Regions from separate parts of the Homo sapiens genome. Here region 1 is linked to region 2. The links are chromatin contacts, found by POLR2A ChIA-PET in ENCODE. All regions are on one chromosome and are shown on one strand. Each heading gives the region's core, a stretch centred on a gene start or an enhancer-like site at or near the end of the contact. The rest is flanking DNA. Distances are from core to core; before and after follow the strand shown. Region 1 overlaps ITPR1 (inositol 1,4,5-trisphosphate receptor type 1). Region 2 has its middle 47 kb from the start of BHLHE40-AS1.

Region 1 (4,252 bases), core at 1,373-3,872, 460 kb before region 2:
TGGTCTCGAGCTCCTGACCTCAGCTGATCCACCCGCCTCGGCCTCCCAAAGTGCTGGGATTACAGGCGTGAGCCACCGCACCCGGCCGGGATTGGTTCCTTCTGAAGGCATAGGAAGAAATCCGTTATGCCTCTTGCCTGGCTCCTGGTGGTTGGCGGGCAGTCTTTGGTGTTCCTTGGCTCTGCTGTATTTCTTCTGCCTTCATGTTTGCGTGTGTTCTTTGTACAGGTGTGGCCTTCTCCAAATTTACCCTTTTTATAAGAATCTAAGTCATGTCGGAATAGGTCCCACCCCGCTCCAGTATGGCCTCATCTTAACTAATGACAACTGTAATGAACGAATTACCAAATGAGTCACGTTCTGCATGTTTTTGTCCTCCTGAAATTCCTATGTTGAAACCTGATAACCAAGGTAGTGTTAGGAGCTGGGTACTTTGAGAGGTGATTGGGATTAGTGCCCCCTTGTTCCTCCCACCATGGGAGGACACAGCAAGAAGGTGCCATCTGTGAACTAGGGCCCTCACCTGACTCTGAACCTGCTGGCATCTTGATCTTGGAATTCCAGGCCTTCAGAACTCTGAGAAATACATTTCTGTTGTTTATGGGCCACTTAATTTATGATATTTTTTTAAGCTGCCTGAACTGTCTCAGACACTTTCTGAGCGACTGAGGGTTAGGACTTCAACACAGGAGTTTAAAAAAGGGGTTTTCCAGCGCTAGACAAATTCTAAAAGAGCTGTAACACTCAGCATAGGAATTTTACAATGGGGACGCAGTTCAGTTCATAAAAGAGGTGCATATAATTTGGCTAAACTCATTGTCTCTCACAAATGAAAATACGGACAATACCTGCAAACATTTTGAAGCTGTTTAACCCATTTTTTGCTCAGACACCTGGAAGCCACGGCCCCTTTTTTATTTAATAACATCTGGTGTGTACTGAGCATTGGTAGGCTCCTCTGTGATAAGATCTTGAATGTGTCACCTTGTTGATTCCTCATAAGCACCCTCTGGAGTTTGTTCTGTGAGCAGCCTCACTTGACAGTTGAGGGAACTGAGGCTTAGTTCCAGAAAGAACCTTCAGCTCATCACCGCAGCCCTAGTTTCAGCATGATTTTTCTTACTGCTAGAGTTGATAGAATAGTCACAGCCACTAGCACTGGAGCCTGCCCTAGCCACTAATAGCACCTCCACGTAAAAGGTTTCTCATTGTGAGGTTAGTTTCTTATCTTCCTAATTCTACCACCTGGTCCATTCAATGCCTCCCTTGTTCTTTATCCCTGAGTTTATGTAATACGCAGCAGTACTGAGAAGATTAATTAGTTAATACTTGTGAAGCACTTTGAGGATGAAAAGCTCATGAACACTTAAAGTTAAATTAAATTTTGCCTCCTAGTGCCAAGAAATAAACAGTCTTTCTCCTTCCTGGTTGGGGTCAGCATCTCCCCTTGGCCCGCAGGAGAGTGTGTTCCCACAGAGAGCAGGCTGTATTGATTGTCTCCCCAAGACGAAGGTCGGAATGGCTACTAATTCTCTTTTGAACTAGATTGGATTCTGCAAACAATTGAACAGCTGACTCTATGCTAAGTGGAAATGTGATTGATATTGAAACAGAATTAAAATTTCAACTTCTAGGGAATTAAATTGAGTGCAACTTCAGAAATTTGGAGATGAATGTCCAAGTGGTTTGAAAAGCGATTTTCATGTTCCACTAAGTATATTAATATCAAAAGTGATATTGATGTTTGAGAACATTGGGCTGCAGTTGTTTCCTTGTCCTTTTCATTTATTGCCATTTTGACCTAAGGTTTGTGCCAGGAAGTTCAGCTTCACTCCTAGTGAATCTGAGTGGCGTAATGCTGGCCCCGTCTTGCTCATTGATTTTCCTGGTAGCCAAATCCCTGTACAACGAACTGTAACATATCCTCAAATGAACTGCATAAAAGTATGTTGGAGATGGAGAGGAGATCTATAAATTCAGAGGACAAATAAATCAAAAAGTGAATGACTTGTAAGAATTCATAAGCCAAATTCAGAGCCAATTTGGAAACTGAACCTCAGATTTTTCCAGGGCTGTATTCATTCCTTCCCCTGTTGGATAGATCTTCTAAGAGCCACCCTCAACTCGTGAGTCTGATAATTGCTTTTCAGATGGACAGTTACCTTAATGAACTCTGACTTTATGTATGAGTAGTAGTTTGTTGCACAGGAGTTGTTTTCCCAGAAGGTATTGACCTTTATTCCAGTCTCTACTATGAGCAAACCTCTATCTGTTGAATCAGCTCCTGGAACCTCAGCTCTGAATAAATAAAGAGCTTAAAGGTAAGGAATAGGTGGGTCAGTTCAGCCAAGTAAGGCCAGATAGAATTAGAGTTGAGAGCCAGGTCAGAGTTGAGAGTGGGGAGAAATAGCCAGGACTATTTGGCCCAGGAAGCCTGAATGGGGACACATGCACACACACACACACACACACACACACACACACACACACTGAAACACTCTGCAAAAATTGAGGTGTTTCCCAGGTTCCTAACCTCCTGAATGCAATGCAGATTCTTTCCTCCACCTTCCCTTCATTGTTCCCATACAACTCTGGCCTGTAATCAGCCCAACCTGGGCCTGGGCCTTGGCCACTACTAGATATTCTGTTGGCACCAAGAGTAGTCAGGACCAGTTTTCCCTCTCTTAATTTCCTCCTCAGGAGAGTTGAGTGTTTATCATATTCTCTTCTTTTCCTCTCTCTTTCTCTGTTCAGCTTAGGCAATCTTCCATTCTGCAGTCTTTCTCCTAGCTGTGTATCTTGAGAGGTAATGCAATGTAGGTTAAGACTGCCTGAGTTGAATCCTGGCAGTGCCACTTATGACTTGAATGACCTCAAGAAAGACATTTAATCTCTTTACCTCAGTTTCCCCATCTGTAAAATGGGGATAATAATACCTATTTCAGTGGAATGTTGTGAGAGTTAAACAAGTTGATATGTGGAAAGCTCGTAGGGTGTGGTCTGTAATGTGTTCAATTAGCATTAATTGAAGAGAAGTGGAGTCTCCCCTTCAATTCTTACCTGAGTAACACTGGACAATTTCATACTTTGTTGTCACTATTTTTCTTTAGCTCTTACTCTTTTTTATCCATTCCTGTAGCACTAGTGATCAGGATAAAAGACGTGATTGCTAATAGAGTAATACCTTGTTGAATTTGTGTAATGTTCCAGGTTGGAGGGGGGATGATAAAGCCTAAGAAGACCAAGTCCTTTTTTCTTGCAACTTTAAATTGTTGTAGGAAAGGAGACATGTTGATAATGGTTTGCAGTATAACATGGAACATGCTAGACTCCAAGTCGAAACTGAGATTAGAGATAGGCGAATGAAGATGACAGTCAACCACGTGCGGTGGGCTTGGGGGCTGAGGTGGGTCATGGAGGGCTTTATAGGGGAGGTGACGCTTGAGCTAGTTTTTTTTGGTTTCTTTTTTGAGACGGGGTCTTACTCTGCCACCCAGGCTGGAGTGCATGCTGCCATCTTGGCTCACTGCAACCTCCTCCTGGGCTCAAGTGATCCTCCCACCTCAGCCTCACGAGTAGCTGGGACTACAGGCATGCGTCACCACACCCAGCTAATTTTTTTGTACTTTTAGTAGAGATGGGATTTCACCATGTTGTCCAGGCTAGTCGTGAATTCCTGAGCTCAAGCGATCCACCTGCCCTGGACTTCCACAGTGTGGGGGTTACAGGTGTGAGCCACCGTGCCCCACCTTGAGCTAGTTCTTAAAGGTGTGAGAGGTTCAATGATAGACACTATCAACACTCCCAGTAAGTCACGTAATTAAGGTGAGAGTGCTGCTCAGTAGATTATTTATCAGGTATGTGGTCACTGATTTGAAATCTATGCCAAAGTCGGTGCAGTGAGGTGGGGATGGGAGAGCCTGAAGGCGCAGACCTGAGAAGAGAAGGAGATTAAGAGTCTGTGATTTTTACATAGTTGGGCCCTGGAGGCCAGGGTCATTACATAGAGTTTGTGTTAAAACTTTCTGGTAGCTAGTGATGTTGTTGTGGAGAACCTCAGAAGACAAAATTAAAAACTTTGATGGGAACTGAGACAAAGTAAAAACTAGGCATACTCTACTGCTGAGATCCTTACTGTCTTTTAGGACTGCATGCTTTCATCTTTTTCTATTTTAACTTCTCTTTTATTCTTCTCCCCTTTGCTCACTCCACAGAGCTTTGCTGAACACCTATTATGTGCCAGATGCAGGGG
Region 2 (4,152 bases), core at 233-2,732:
AGGTAATAATGGTAGTGGCTTTGGCACAGCGTTTGGCATACAGTAGGCCTCAATGCTAGTTGCATTGCTGTTATTATGTGTTTCTTATTTGGAATTACTTTTATCCTCATCTCACATTTTTAACACATAATTCAAGATTAAATGCATGGTCTTAAAAATGCACTAAAAAAGCATCAATTCCAAAGAAAAAGGGCCATGTCTGTCATGTTAATTGATGTTTTGCAAGGCTGCCTGGTAATGGTACAGACTTCTAGTTTAGGACTCAGATTTGATTTTACTTCCCAGCTGGTCTCACATTAACTGGGTATTCTACTCTGTAAAATGGGGATAACACCTACCTCATAAGGTTGTGTTGAAGCCACAAGTTCATGCCCGTGCAGCTTTGCAAGGCTTAATACGTGCTGGCTAGCGCTGTTATTATCCGTCTCTCTTCACCTGGCACGCTCGGGGTACTCAGGAAATACTTGCCAAAAGTAATTAAAACAAACATTGCAGCCGGGTGTGGTGGGTCGCACCTGTAATCCCAGCACTATTCGAGGACAAGGCGGGCGGGTCACTTGAGGTCAGGAGTTCGAGACCAGCCTGGCCAACATGGTGAAACATTGTCTCTATTAAAAATACAAAAAAAAAAAAAAAATTAGCTGAGCGTGGTGGTATGCACCTGTAATACCAGCTACTGGAGAGGCTGGGACAAGAGAATGGATTGAACCAGGGAGGCGGAGGTTGCAGTGAGCCAAGATCGAGACACGGCACTGCAGCCTGAGTGACAAATCAAGACTCTGTCTCAAACAACAACAAATAAACAAAATAAAAAAATATATATATTGCTTCACTGATAGTGGACGGGCCATTGACTCTTAAGAGGTTCGTGAGACCCTGATCTATGGCAAGAAAGGTAAGAAAAAACGCAACCCAACCCAACCCAAACCAAACCAAATCACAGAGGCTTGAAAAGTCAGCTCTCCCAGTGACAGGCTATCCTAGGGCTCTTCTCTGGGCTTTAGTTTTCTCTGGCTTGTTTCTAACACCCTCAGGCGAGTGTGCTTTGAAAACCTGACAATCAGGTACAATATGGAAGGTGGGCCACCGGGTGCCTTCAGGGCAGAATCCAGGACCTGTAGTGGGTGGCCTAGTGTCCTGGGGCCTGCACCCTAGAGCCAGTGGCTTCCTGAGTGGGCCGTGCCCCGGGTCACTTCCCGGGGGCGGGTTAGCCTCACTGAGGCGGCCGGGATGCTCTTGGTCTCCTAGACAACAGTGTGTGACCGAGGAGATGCAGTAAACGAGAGGTGTCATCCTGCGAAACCAACCCACCCCCCCCCGCCCCCTCACAGCCGGGCCCCGGCCGCAGGAAGTGGAATTCTTCTGGGAAAGAGACTGACGTCGCCGGTGGCCGTGGTCCCTGCCCCTGCCCTGGCAGGCGCTGATGCAAGCGCCGGCTCGCGCCTGCAGGCAGGCGGTCCCCGGGGAGCTGGCGCCGCGCTCTCTCCGTCTTGCTCCCTTCCGGCCACCCCCGCCCGGCCTTCCCTGTGAGAAGTCAACGGCTCCTGGGTGGTTTCCCACCGAAAGGCCCAGCGCGGGGTGTGGGGGGAGGGGCTGAAGTGTCTTTGCCCAAACCCGTTCTTCTTTCTCCCCAGCTCCTCCCAGACTGGGTTTGGGAGAATCCCAGCATCTCAACCTGGCCACGTGTCTGGGTCTATATGAAGGGCTCTCGGTGCCTCCAGCCCCCTCCCTGGGACAGCCTGGGTGGCCTGAGATACCTGGTGCCAGCGCTGCCAAGGAAACCGTCTGGACCACTAGGGAACCTTGGGTCTGGATGGGGAGGCGGTGAAGAGCCTCTGGGGTGGAAGTGGTCCAGCCAAGGCTGGTCTCCATCGCCTTCTGCTGGCAAAAGGAAGAGTTGCTCTGAAATCCCTCCTGGAACCTCCCAGAGGCTTGGGAGGGGTGGGGGCGGGGCGCGGCCTGGAATGTTAGAGGCCGCCCTTTTCTTTTTTTTTCTGAGACGGAGTCTCGCCCTGTCGCCCAGGCTGGAGTGCGGTGGCGCGATCTCGGCTCACTGCAACCTCCGCCTCCCGGGTTCCCGCCATTCTCCCGCCTCAGCCTCCCGAGTAGCTGGGACTACAGGCGCCCAACACCACGCCCTGCTAATTTTTTTTTTTTTTTGTATTTTTAATAGAGACGGGGTTTCACCATGTTAGCGAGGATGGTCTTGATCTCCTGACCTCATGATCCGCCAGCCCCGGCCTCCCAAAGTGTTGGGACTGCAGGCGTGAGCCACCGCGCCCGGCCAGAGGCCACTCTTTTCATAAAGCAGACCGGGAAACTGAGGTTCAGAGAGGGCAGGGTACCTGTCCATAGTCCCTCAGCTATTCTAAGACCAAGTCACGACCGGAATTCGCACTGAAGCTCACCGTACAATTTCCATGCTTTTGTTTTGTTTTGTTTTTGAGATGGAGTTTCGCTCTTGTTGCCCAGTCTGGAGTGCGGTGGCCCAATCTCAGCTCACTGCAACCTCCGCTTCCAGGGTTCAAGCGATTCTCCTGCCTCAGCCTCCCGAGTAGCTGGGGCTTCAGAAGTGGGCCACCATGCCCGGCTAATTTTTGTATTTTTAGTAGAGACAGGGTTTCACCATGTTGGCCAGACTGGCCTTGAGCTGACCTCAAGCGATCCGCCCGCCTTGGCCTCCCAAAGTACTGGGATTACAGGTGTGAACCACCGCACCCAGCAACAACCTCCATGCTTTTTAAAGCCGGAAGTCTTCACATAGTTGACGACTCCTCTCTGAGGCCTTGCGCTCCTGTGAGCCCTTTCTCCATCACTGCATCCCAGCAGCAGTTCCAAGTGTGGTTCCAGACCCCAAGTCTTTCAGGGAGTATGTGAAGTCAAAACTAGTTTCCTAACAATACTAAGAGGATATTTGCCTTTTTCACTCTTTCTCTTCCATGTGCACGGTGGAGTTTTCCAGAGACCACACGACATGCAACGCTACAATAGACGGACTGCAGAAGCAGCTCTGAGAAGCCAGCTGTCTTCTATTAAGGAAGACACTAAAGAGATTTGCAAAAATTGAAACCATGCATTCTACTCACTCATCTTTTATTGTTGTTCGTTTTAGAAAATACAGCTATTTTCATAAAACATATATAAATATATAATGGGTTTATTATTTTTAAATGAACTACAAATAATTTAAAAATGGAATACAAATAATTTTAAAATAATTATTAAAAAATAATTACAAAATAATTTTTAAATAATTGAACTACAAATAATTAAAATTTTTGTTTGTTTTCTGAGACAGAGTCTTGCTCTGTCACCCAGGCTTGAGTGCAGTGGCGCGATCTCGGCTCACTGCAACCTCCACCTCCCGGGTTCAAGCAATTCTCCTGCCTCAGCCTCCCAAGTAGCTGGGACTACAGGCATGCAGTACCACATCGGGCTAATTTTCGTATTTTTAGTAGACATGGGGTTTCACCATGTTGGCCAGGCTGGTCTCAAATTCCTGACCTCAAGTGATCTGCCCGCCTTGGCCCCTGCAAAGTGCTGGGATTATACGTGTGAGCCACCACGCCTCGCCTAAAAATAGTTTTGTTTTTTTTTTTTAAAGAATGTAAATGGTCCTGAGACCACAAAATTTCAGAGCAGCTGTTCTATGTAAAGTGCCTCCTCACAATCACTGCAATATCACCTTCTTGTATTTTATTTTATTTTTTTTAGACGGAGTCTCACTCTGTTGCCCAGGCTGGAGTGCAGTGACATGATCTTGGCTCACTGCAACCTCCGCCTCCTAGGTTCCAGCAATTCTCCTGTCTCAGCCTTCCGAGTAGCTGGGAGGCGTGTGCCACCACACCTGGCTAATTTTTGTATTTTTAGTGGAGACGAAGTTTCACCGTGTTGGCCAGGCTGGTCTCGAACTCCTGACCTCTGGTGATCTACCCCCCCCCCCCCAGCCTCCCAAAGTGCTAGGGTTGCAGGTGTGAGCCACTGTGTCCGGCTGTCCCTTTTTTATTTACTTCACAGTTCTTTTCACCAAAGACATTACTTTGTTTTCCTTCCGTCCGTCCTTCCTTCCTTCCTCCCTTCCTTCCTTCCTTTTTTTTTTCTTTTTCTTGAGACCAGGTTTTGCTGTGTTGCCCAGGCAGCTCTTGAGCTCCT

Evidence for each region. ChIA-PET counts read pairs that join two places held with the same protein, here RNA polymerase II (POLR2A).
Region 1: POLR2A ChIA-PET joins it to region 2 with 13 read pairs in PC-3. The contact joins two enhancer-like sites. POLR2A ChIA-PET finds 5 or more read pairs at or near these places in 2 of 52 experiments (PC-3 and naive thymus-derived CD4-positive, alpha-beta T cell).

Annotation. Positions count from the first base shown.
Region 1 is chr3:4,564,154-4,568,405 of GRCh38, forward strand. All of the region lies in intron 4 of ITPR1 (inositol 1,4,5-trisphosphate receptor type 1), which reads left to right. It also overlaps the pseudogene LOC124906344. Among named protein-coding and RNA genes, the nearest start is that of ITPR1, 73 kb to the left of the region's middle. Within about 2 kb of position 2,623, at least 6 of the 41 ENCODE cell types and tissues checked have a DNase peak (open chromatin) inside an H3K27ac peak, as active enhancers do; they include PC-3, where a contact is called at or near this core.
Region 2 is chr3:5,025,174-5,029,325 of GRCh38, forward strand. No RefSeq gene overlaps it. Among named protein-coding and RNA genes, the nearest start is that of BHLHE40-AS1, 47 kb to the left of the region's middle. Within about 2 kb of position 1,483, at least 35 of the 41 ENCODE cell types and tissues checked have a DNase peak (open chromatin) inside an H3K27ac peak, as active enhancers do; they include PC-3, where a contact is called at or near this core.